Linked DNA regions of Homo sapiens: region 1 is linked to region 2. The links are chromatin loops, found by intact Hi-C in ENCODE. Cell type or tissue: endothelial cell of umbilical vein. All regions are shown on one strand. Links, peaks and the distances in the headings refer to the core of each region. The heading gives the core; the rest is flanking DNA. Region 1 overlaps HSPG2 (heparan sulfate proteoglycan 2). Region 2 holds the start of CELA3B (chymotrypsin like elastase 3B).

Region 1 (5,368 bases), core at 288-5,287, 64 kb after region 2:
GCCTTTGAGAATCCTTGCCCCAAGGAGAGGAGGAGGTGGCTTCGTGAAAGGTAAATGACCCTTTGTTAGGAACCAAGAGGCTGGGTCCTGGATCTGCCTCTGCCAATCGAGTTGCTGGGAGGCTCCTCTCTCTTCTCACGGCTGCCCAAAAGCACCATTCTTAACACTCTGTATACATAATCCAGCTTTTTTTTTTTTTTTGAGCTAGAGCCTCACTCTTTCGCCCAGGCTGGAGTGCAGTGGTGCAATCTCAGCTCACTGCAACCTCCGCCTCCCGGGTTCAAGTGATTCTCCTGCCTCAGCTCCCCAGGTAGCTGAGATTATAGGCACATGCCACCATGCTGTGCTAATTTTTATATTTTTAGTGGAGATGAGGTTTCACCGTGTTGGCCAGGCTGGTATCAAACTCCTGATCTTAAGTAATCCGCCTGCCTCGGCCTCCCAAATTGCTGGGGTTACAGACACAAGCCACTGCGCCCAGCAATAATTATTAATCCAACATTATGGGGGTATGGGAGGCACAAAAATGAGGCTCAAAGTGATAAAGTTCCCCAGCAGCCGGAAGTGTCAGAGATGGGATTGAACCCAGGCCCTCCAAGTCTGGTTGGTTCCCCATAACATGCTCACTTCCCTTCTTTGGGATTTGGTTTCCCCATCTGATAAGTGAGGGTGTTGGCTAGGTGATCCCTCCCAGCTTGGACAGTACAGGATCCAGGAATGCATTGGAACCTTTTGCAGGCAGGTTTCTCTTGTGTCTCATTCTCCCCGGGGGTCTTTGGAGAGCTCACTCACTTGGTGTGTGAGCTCTGGGGTGGATAGGACTGGGAGAGAAGGAAGAAGTGGTACTTACACCTCGTAAGTGCCTGATACTAGCACTTAGGTTGTCCTGTTGAATTCTGACGGCAGCCTTGTGAGGGGGTCATTTTTATTCCCATTTTACAGATGAAGACACAGAGGCTCAGAGAGGTCAAGTGATTTGCCCAGGGCCACACAGCTAGGAAACTGCCAGGCTAAAGTGTCCAGTCAACAGTTAACAGTGGTATGGGGTGGCATGTGCCCAACACACATTTCCTAGGATGGCTTTGACTTATTAATAAAATATGATAGATATAGTAGTCATCGCAAAAAACTATCAACGTGTCTCAGAGATTTGAATACCTCTGCATCCAAACTTCACCTCCCAGGCTGCCTCTGACACTCAGAAGTAGCCCAGAAATCCTTTATTTAGTGGTTTCTTGATTTCTGCTTTGGAAAATATGGTCAGTTGTAATTATGGGTATGTGAGAGTTCAGAGGAGAGAGAGCTGCGTGGGCTGGAGCGGGCTGGAAAGGCTTGGCACCGAACTGGGAGTGGAGCTGGGCTGGCCGGCAGCTGAGGGGGCTGAGATGGGCTGGGGTGGGCCAAGCTCACAGCCTCCAGGGACGTTTCCTGAAGGGCCTGCAGTGGGGCTGTGCACCAGGGAAATTGCAAGCCTCTTCAGGACTCCCTCCCTCCCGGCCCTGCACCTCCCCACGGGGGCCCTGGAGCAGGCCAGGCTCCAGTTAAGGCATGTTCAGCCCCAGACCTTTGCTCCGGCCTCTCCACCCAGGCTTCCCAGGGAACTGGGTAAAGGGCTGTGCTATGGGACAGCGAGGCCAGGCACCCTGAGGCTTGAGCAGTTGACAGCATGAGGACTAAGATGACCCCAGCCAGCCCGCCCACCCCCTCCACACCCCCACTCCCTGCCTGCTCTGGGGCCCTTGGCCCTGAGGCCTCAGCAGCTGTCAGCAGGGAAGGGTGACAGAGGAGGGCCAGAGGTGACTTCCCAGCCTGCCCATTCTCCCCCTGCTTGGGCCAGGCCCAGAGCTCTCCCCAGCTGTTGTCAGCAGCTGTGGAGCTTTGTTCTGGGGCCAGCTCTGGGTAGCCCCCTCCTCCCAGTACATCTTCCCACCATCCTTCACAGCTGCTGCCCTTGGGGAGGGGCTGGGGCTAGTGTGGGAGACAGAGTCACATCTTTGGTTCCTTTGATCCTACCAACGACCTGAAGAAGAGGAATTCATGCCCTTGTTTTTATGGAAGAGAAAACTGATTCAGAGAGGCCAAGCAACTTGCTTGAAGTCACACAGCTTAGTGGCTGACTTCAGGCTCCTGGCTCCCCACCCAGTGCTCTCCGACTGCCTTTCTTCAATGTGCATTTGGCGCAGGATGCCAGGGGCTTCAGGGCTCCTGGGCTTGACTCCCAGCTTGGCCATTTGCGACCTCAGGCGAGCTGCTTAACCACCTGGACTGGAACTCCCGTTTTCTTGCTTGTGAAATAAGATAATGGTACCGACCTCTTGGGACTGTTGAGCAAATTAAATCAGATAATTAACATCAGGTACTTAGCATAAGGCTTGATGTGTTCTTTGTGCTCAAGCTGAGAGCTGGCAACGTTACCATCGAGGGTATTAACCACCTGTGTGCCTGGCATTCTGGGTGGTTCTATGGAGGCTACAGACACATTCTTTAAATATTTGTATCAGTCAGTAAATATTTATTTGGCACCTACTGTGTGCCAGGTGCTAGAAAAAGGGCAGCGACAAAACAGACCAATTCCCGTTCCTGCTTATATTCTGCTTCACAAAGTGGCTGGAGAGACACTACTCATCCTAACCATGGAAGCCTCTGGAGTGCTTTCACACACTGGGATTCACATCCATATTTTGCAGATGAGAAAACTGGGACCCAGAGAAGATCGATGGCAGAGTTGAGCCAGGACCCAGCTTTTCTGAGGGTCTCAGGCAGTGCTGCTGAGCACAGGAGGCAGCCCTGTGGGCTTCCTGGAGGAGGCATTTTGTGCTGAATCTTACAGGGCCTCAGGGCCTGGCAGGGGAGGTGGGGAACAGTACAGGATGCAGCCACCACAGTCTGGGCAGGAACAATTTCAGGAAGGTCTTACGGAGGGCAAGGCCTTTTGTTCCCCAGGGAGGAGGCCCAGTCAGAGCTTTAAATACCCCGTGCAGCCCAGAATAGCCCCCATTGTGTTGGTCTGCAGCTGGGGGACCCAGGGAGGAACCAACATCGCCATGGAGGATCCTGAGGGGGCTGATTCTGGCAGATTCTGGAGGTGGGGCGGGGAGGTCTTCAGGCACTTCCCTATATGGTGCGGTGGCATTTCTGTGGAAGGCTTTTCTAGTCTGGCTCAGGCAGGAAGGCCTGCTTTGTGGGAAGGGTGGAGCAGCAGCTCAAGTTCTGCGTGAGCAACGTGCAGCTGAGGGGGGAGCCTGGTGGGTGGGGGACTCCCAGGGACGGCTCTGTGCCTGACTGAAGGTGCCTCTTTGTGCACCAGAGGTATGTGTGCATTGGCCCACTGGGCCCTCCTGTAGGTGGGCCTAGCCCAGGCCCTTGCCAGGGCCTCTTGGCACCCTCTCCTGCTCTAGCTATTTTGGGCACTGGCTGTGTTCGGGTTTGGGGAGTGATGGGTAATCCTGCCTAGACCAAGGCTGCTGGGGTGAGGTTGGTGGGGTACTGACTGGACTGCCATTCCAGCTCCCTGAATCTTTGATCACTGTAGCCTCTGCCCCTGGCTTCAGCTTCAAAGGGTCATGGTCAGCAGACTCTGAGGGGATGCCAGCCCCACTGATGAGGCAGAGAAGGGTGCCAGACAAGCCTGTCCCTTGGGACATTCCCTGCTCTCAGTATCAGGGATAGTTGTGCTTTTTCTAAGCAACTGGTTTGTTTTTACATTGTGAGACATGGAATCTAGGGACTGGTCAGGTTTCCTTCTTCCCATTGGCTGCTGGCAAGCTCAGGGCCACATGAGTTGTCCCTTTCCTAGATCTCTGGGATTCAGCATGTGCTCTCTGTCTGCTTGCCTCACTCCAGGCTCCATCTGCCTGCCCTGCCTGAGTTTTTCTTATATTTCTTTAGTTAATATTCTCTTGGCTGTTAAGTGTGCATCTTTGTAAGCTGTCTGCAGCCTTTTTGGAACAGGGCAAGAGGGGAGGTATAAATGAATGATGAGGATGATGGTGATGATGACCCTTTGCTCAGCGGGTCTCTGCAGCCTGACTCCTTCTGGCTCTGTCCTGACATTGTTTCTGTTTTTGTTTTTTGAGATGGAGTCTCACTCTGTCGCCCAGGCTGGAGTGCAATGGCGCCATCTTGGCCCACTGCAACCTCCACCTCCCGGGTTCAAGCGATTCTCCTGCCTCAGCCTCCCAAGTAGCTGGGATTACAGGCATGTGCCACCATGCCCGGCTAATTTTTGTATTTTTTAGTAGAGACGGGGTTTCACCATGTTGGTCAGGCTGGTCTCGAACTCCTGACCACCAGTCCCAAAGTGCTGGAATTATAGGCGTGAGCCACCGCACCCAGCCTGTCCTGACTTTGTAATCCCCTCCTTTAGCCCTGTTCCTTTTGCAGGTGGGACACAGCCTAGAATTTTAGAATCCTAATGTTTTAGAGTGTCAGTGCTCTAAAATATCAAAACCAGAGGAAGCTTTGGGGTCGTTTAAGTTGATGGCTTTCAAACTCATTAAGCAGTGAGACCCTTATTTTAATCAAAATAACAAAGATAATCACAGCAAACACTTTTTTTTTTTTAACAGCCCAGAGGTCTTTTTTTTTTTTTAAATACCTATTATGCCGTGAATTCATAGAGAATAGGTTCCAGCAGCTCAGGCTCCTTCCCATTGGTTCTCACAAAGTGTGCTTTGCTGGGTGGAGCAGGCTGGCGCTTTAGTTGAACCCAGGTACCTTTCTCTTTGGCTTCTCTCTTTTTCTGATCATTCTCCTTCACGCGTTTCAGGAAGCTATCTCGGCTCTCAGAGTGCTTAATGTGCTCAATACGCACATTAATTCTCTTGGCAAGAATCTTGCCCTTAACTTGTTTGTTTACAACAATGCTAGCAGCATACTGGATAACATTGTAGACTCTTCCAGTTTTGCCATGGTAACACTTGTGGGGCGTTCCTTTTTGAACAGTACCCATTCCCTTGATGTCTACAATATCACCTTTCTTATAGATTCGCATATACGTGGCCAAAGGAACAACTCCATGTTTTCTAAAAGGCCTGGAGAACATCTATTGGGTGCCTCTCCTCTTTCCCTTTGTGTTCGTCATTTTGGCGAATTACTGGAAGATGGCGGTTCCGGCCGAAAGGCAGCAAACACTTATAGAACATTCACCATGTGCTGTGTTATCTGTAGCATTTTACATCTGTATTTAACCCTCACAACAGCCGTATGAGATAGATATTATTACTATGAATGATCGTGCCCATTTTACACATGAGGAAACGGAGGCACAGAGAGGAGAAATGACTTGCTCATGGCCTCACAGCTAACCAAGGGCTGAACCAGATATTTATGTAGGTGAGAATATAGAAAGGAAAGAGGTGGATTTGTA
Region 2 (5,368 bases), core at 258-5,257:
GTTTACTGCCCCCATCAAGGACTTCCACCACAGCCCTTTGGGGTCTTTCTCCATCCACGGCTTCCCCTCCACTCTCCTGCTCCATCATAAGCTGAAAGCCCCCACAGTCATGCCCCCGGGTACAAGCTGAGACCCCCTCCTGTGGAACCAGGCATAGGGTGTCATGGGACTTAGAGCAAGTGGTAGATTTCAAGGATTCCTAATCTAGGGCAGCCCAGGGAGCACACACACAGGTTGGGGTCTTACCAACGGCCACAAGGAGGAGGGAACTGAGCAGCCGGAGCATCATGAGTTTTGCGATGATAGGAAAAGGGCACAGAACCTGGGGCTCTAATATAGGGCAGAAGGTAAGCAAAGGGGGCTGACTGGGCCCCACTCCCAGAACAGGTGGTGGAAATGCAGGTCTCCCATGGTCCAAGGCCACAGTTCTCACTCACTGCAGATGGAGGAGTGACAGCCAAAGGAAGGACCTAGCGTTCCCTCCAACAGGTGGCCGCACAGGTGGTGTGGAGTGGCCAACTGATAACAAGAGTTCAGGAAGAAAAGCTCATGTCAGGACAAGACCTCCTCTTTCGGAAAGAACAGGGGCACTGGAACCGGGCAGACCACGGTTCAATCCTGGTTCTGCCACCTCCAAGCTCTGCGACTTTGGGCGCATGGCTTAACCTCTCTGAGTCTCAGTTTTCTGCTCTCTAACATGAGATTTATATTAGTACCCACCTCCACAAAAAATTTTTTGTTGAGCACTTTTTCTCTATGTATCAGGCACTGTTCTAGGGGATACAGCTGTGAAAAATACATGGTCTCAGCCCTTCTAGAGTTTGAGTCTAGGCCAGGAGCGGTGGCTCACACCTGTGATCCCAGCGCTTTGGGAGGCCAAGGTGGGAGGATCAATTGAGGTCAGAAGTTTGAAACATGGTGAAACCTTATCTCTACTAAAACTACAAAAATTAGCAGGCGTGGTGGTGGGCACCTATAATCCCAGCACCGGTAATCCTAGCTACTGTGAGCCTGAGGGAGGAGAATCATTTGAACCCAGGAGGCAGGGAGGCAGAGGTTGCAGTGAGCCGAGATCATGCCACTGCACTCCTGCCTGGGCCACAGAGCAAGACTGTCTCAAAAACAAACAAACAAACAAACAAAACAGAAAAGAAAATGGGGCGGGCACGGTGGCTCACGCCTGTAATCCCAGCACTTTGGGAGGCTGAGGTGGGTGGATCACGAGGTCAGGAGATCGACACCATCCTGGCTAACACGGTGAAACCCCGTCTCCACTAAAAATACAAAATGTTAGCCGGGCGAGGTGGCGGGCGCCTGTAGCCCCAGCTACTCAGGAGAGTGAGGCAAGAGAATGGCGTGAACCCCAGGGGGCAGAGCCTGCAGTGAGCCAAGATGGCGCCCCTGCACTCCAGCCTGGGCGACAGCGAGACTCCGTGTCAAAAAAAAAAAAAGAAAATGAAAATGGGTGATTGGGGTAGGAATGGAGTAAGTCATTTAGATGAGGGGGACAGAGAAAGTGACATTTGGGCTGAGGAGGTCATATCTGATGGAGTCCTGAGGATAAGTAAAAGCCAGCAACGGGAATCCCTGAAAGAAACGCGTTCTGAAGGGAGGCGACAGCAGGTGCGAAGTTCTGGAGGCTGCAATGGGCTTGGCTTGTTCAAGGAAAGGGAGGCCAGTGTGACAGGAGCTTGGTAGTCAAAGTAGAGAGGGGTGGGAGATGAGGTCAAAGAGCAGGCAACCCCGAAAGTGGAATTCACAGGTGATCCAGCGGTTTCCCTCCTAGGTCTACACCGTGAGAAAACCTTAGGCATGTGCTCCAGGAGGTGTGGATGAGATTGTTTGCCGCAGCCCCTGTTCTCAAACCTCAACAGCAAAGACCTAGAAACAACTCCCACGTCCATCAAGGTTCATAGGTCAATATGTGTAGCATATTCACACAATAGATTTTTTTTTTTTATAGTGGTGCGATCTTGGCTCACTGCAACCTCCACCTCACGGGTTCAAGCGATTCTCCTGCCTCAGCCTCCCGAGTAGCTGGGATTACAGGCGCGCACCACCACGCCTGGCTAATTTTTGTATTTTTAGTAGAGATGGGGTTTCACCATGTTGGCCAGGCTAGTTTCCAACTCCTGACCTCTGGTGATCCACCCACCTCGACCTCCCAAAGTACTGGGATTACAGGCATGAGCCACTGCACCCGGCCAGACGGGGCAATTTAAATAGATCCCTCCTGGGGGAAAGTCAGGCATCTTGCTGGGCAGGTTTTGTTTTAGGAGTGAACCCCCTCCAATCACAGCCTAGCCACTCTGATAGCCTGGGTTCATGGAACGTGTGTGGACACAATGGAAGCAGCTGTGAAAATCCTTTATACTGTGATAAAAATAGCCATGCCCTCCCCTGCCCTCTGTTCCCTATGTGCCCGGACATGTTTGTTTGCTCAGCTTGAAAGCTCTGAGCCATTCCCCAGACCTTACGCCAGGGAAGAAGGAGGGAGGGGCCCAGGAGGTGGCTGGGGAGAGATAGGGTTAGGTCCGATAAGCCCAGATTCCACTGTAGAGTGTCTGAAACCCACAGGGCCTAAAACGCGATCTAATCCAACCACTTACATCTGACAGAAGGGAAAATGATGGACCGGGCGCGGTGGCTCACGCCTGTAATCCCAACACTTTGGGAGGCCGAGGAGGGTGGACCACCTGAGGTCAGGAGTTCGAGACCAGCCTGACCAACATGGAGAAACCCCGTCTCTACTAAAAACACAAAATTAGCCGGGTGTGGTGGCGCATGCCTGTAATCCCAGCTACTAGGGAGGGTGAGGCAGGAAAATCGCTTGAACCTGGGAGGCGGAGTTTGTGGTGAGCCGAGATCGTGCCATTGCACTCCAGCCTGGGCAATAAGAGCAAAACTCTGTCACAAAAAAAAAAAAGAAGAAGAAAATGATGACCCAGAGAAAAGCCAGGACTTGGTCAAGTTTCCCTGGTTTGTTACTGCTTGGCCTGGTGAAGGGTAGCCCACGGGCATGGGAGGGTCCACTCTCCCTCCCCCAACTTCAACCGAGAAGCCTTCCCGGCTTCTTACCCAGGTGACCTTGAGCAAGTCCCAGCCTCTCTGTCGGCTCTGCTGGGTCCCCAGGGAGAGGGGCTCCCTGACGCCAACTGTCCCACCACAACCCCTGCCTGATTGGTCACTTCAAGGCCTATGGACTGACACTGGCAGTTGCACGGCTGATTAACTCTCCGAGGGTTTTCTGGCCTAGGAGTAGCTTGAGTGAAATCCCTGAAGATGAACCTCCTTCCAACACCTGCCCCGCAAGAGGGAAGATGGAGGGGTTAGATCTACTTTAGGCCTCAGCCTGAAGCAAAGCAAGCCATTTCCTGAATGGAGGTGGAAGTTAGGTCGGAGAGTATGCAAAATTAGGAGGTCAGTCTGGGAAGGAGAGGGAGGGCAGGGAAGCTGGCGAGGGGACAGAGGGGAAGCTGGTGAGCCTTTTTCCTGGGACTGGGGGAGTTCCATTCTTTCTAGTTCCCACCCCATAGGAAGCTCTTCGAGGGTTAAAACTTTATCTTATTCATCTTCAGATTCCCAGTACCTAGAAGGGAGCCTGGCACATGGTAGGTTTTCAACAGCATTTATTCAAGGAGACAACAAATGAATGAAGGAAGGGAAAGGACTCTTCAAATGCCCTCCGCTTCCTACCCTGAAAGCACGGTTGAGCCTGATATTCATGCAGGGTGCACCTGGAGGGTGTCCCCTCTGTGTGGCCTGGAAAAGCGCAGCAGCATGGATGGTGTCCTGATGGGCACATTCTTGAGATATTAATAGATGTTTGATGATAAATGGCCCCAGTAGAACGGAGCCCCATGGGGCAGGGGGTTTTGTGTGCTTTGTTCACTGCTGTGGCCTCAGCTCCCAGAACATAACCCAGTGGGCACTCAGTGAAGAACTAAAGGTCAGATGGGATTGGAAAGTATGAGCTCAGACAAAGTTCAAATTGTCCTTTCCTACAGGACTTCTCAGAGCCTTTAATATGCCAGTGTTCACGGTGAATCACACACAGTGGTCCTGAGTCTGGGACTCTGGTGCCTTATTGCCCTGTAGTTTCTGTGAAAATAAGATATTCAAAATCTAAGCTGTTGGAACTTTAAAATACCTTAGACTTAAGGGAATGAGATTATGGGACCTGAGTAATGTAAACAGGAAGGCATAACTTTTGTTTGTGTTATCGATTAGCTTTTCTTTACCTACATTGTTTTATAAAATGTTGTAAATGACTAAAGGGTGACAGGGCAGACTGTTTCACTCTCAACAGTCAATCTTCATTATAGATTAACTTCCTTCTTTTCTCTCTCACACAAAGACTTCATGACTATCACATTATCTAAGATAGAATGTTAAATACACAAATTGGAAAGGAAAATAAAACAAAGTGTATGGAAAAGAAGACAAATTTTAACTAGCTATATTGTTGTAACTCATAAACCAGCCTGGTATAGAAATGTTATAGTCCTACTAAATTTCTTTGTTTTCTGCCTGTATGAGCAAGATCTTCATTTTTTTTTTTTTTTTTTTTTGAAACAAAGTCTCACTCTTGTCCCCCAGGCTGGAGTGCGATGGCAAGATCTCGGCTCGCTGCCACCTTCACCTCCCGAGTGCAAGTGATTCTCCTGCCCTCAGCCTCCTAAGTAGCTGGGATTACAGGCACCTGCCACCATGCTGGGCTAATTTTTGTATTTTTAGTAGAGGCGGGGTTTCACCATGTTGGCCAGGCTGTTCTCAAACTCCTAACCTCAGGTGATCCACCTGCCTCGGCCCCCAAAAGGGCTGGGATTACAGGCACCTGCCACCACACCAGGCTAATTTTTTTTTTTTTTTTTGAGACGGAGTTTCACTCTTGTTGCCCAGGCTGGAGTGCAATGGCGCAATCTTGGTTCATCACAAACTCCACCTCCCAGGTGCAAGCGATTCTCCTGCCTCAGCCTCCCGAGTAGCTGAGATTACAGGCATGTGCCACCATGCCCGGCTAATTTTGTACTTTTAGTAGAGATGGCATTTCTCCATGTTGGTCAGGCTGGTCTCAAACTCCCGACCTCAGGTGATCCACCCTCCTCAGCCTCCCAAAGTGCTGGGATTACAGGCGTGAGCAAGGCGCCCGGCTTTTTTCTTTTTTTGAGACGAGCCTTGCTGTTGTCACCCAGGCTGGAGTGCAATGGCACGATCTCGGTTCACTGCAACCTCTGCCTCCCAGGTTCAAGCAGTTCTCCTGCCTCAGCCTCTCAAGTAGCTGGGATTACAGGCGCCCAGCTAATTTTTGTATTTTTAGTAGAGATGGGGTTTCGCCATGTTGGCCAGGCTGGTCTTGAACTCCTGA

What was found. Peaks named below come from ENCODE experiments on the same cell type or tissue, not always from the same donor. Only the 100,000 strongest peaks of a DNase experiment are listed, where the experiment ranks them.
Region 1: a loop joins it to region 2, with 3 times the contacts of the local background. A loop is called at or near these places in 6 of 110 quality-filtered maps.

What each region holds. Positions count from the first base shown.
Region 1 is chr1:21,907,813-21,913,180 of GRCh38, reverse strand. The region is part of intron 1 of HSPG2 (heparan sulfate proteoglycan 2); the gene reads left to right. It also overlaps the pseudogene RPL21P29. Among named protein-coding and RNA genes, the nearest start is that of HSPG2, 27 kb to the left of the region's middle. RefSeq lists enhancers at 1,616-2,331, 2,332-3,047, 3,044-3,113, 3,164-3,223, 3,284-3,333 and 1 more. In endothelial cell of umbilical vein, for the core only: no CTCF peak of the experiment used is centred there; DNase peaks (open chromatin) are centred at 1,980, 3,010, 3,590, 4,750 and 1 weaker place; H3K27ac peaks cover 4,929 bases.
Region 2 is chr1:21,971,961-21,977,328 of GRCh38, reverse strand. It overlaps CELA3B (chymotrypsin like elastase 3B), which reads right to left and starts at 307. Exons shown (of 8, transcript NM_007352.4): 1 at 247-307. The coding sequence starts at 289. In endothelial cell of umbilical vein, for the core only: no CTCF peak of the experiment used is centred there; DNase peaks (open chromatin) are centred at 2,388 and 3,998; H3K27ac peaks cover 3,310 bases.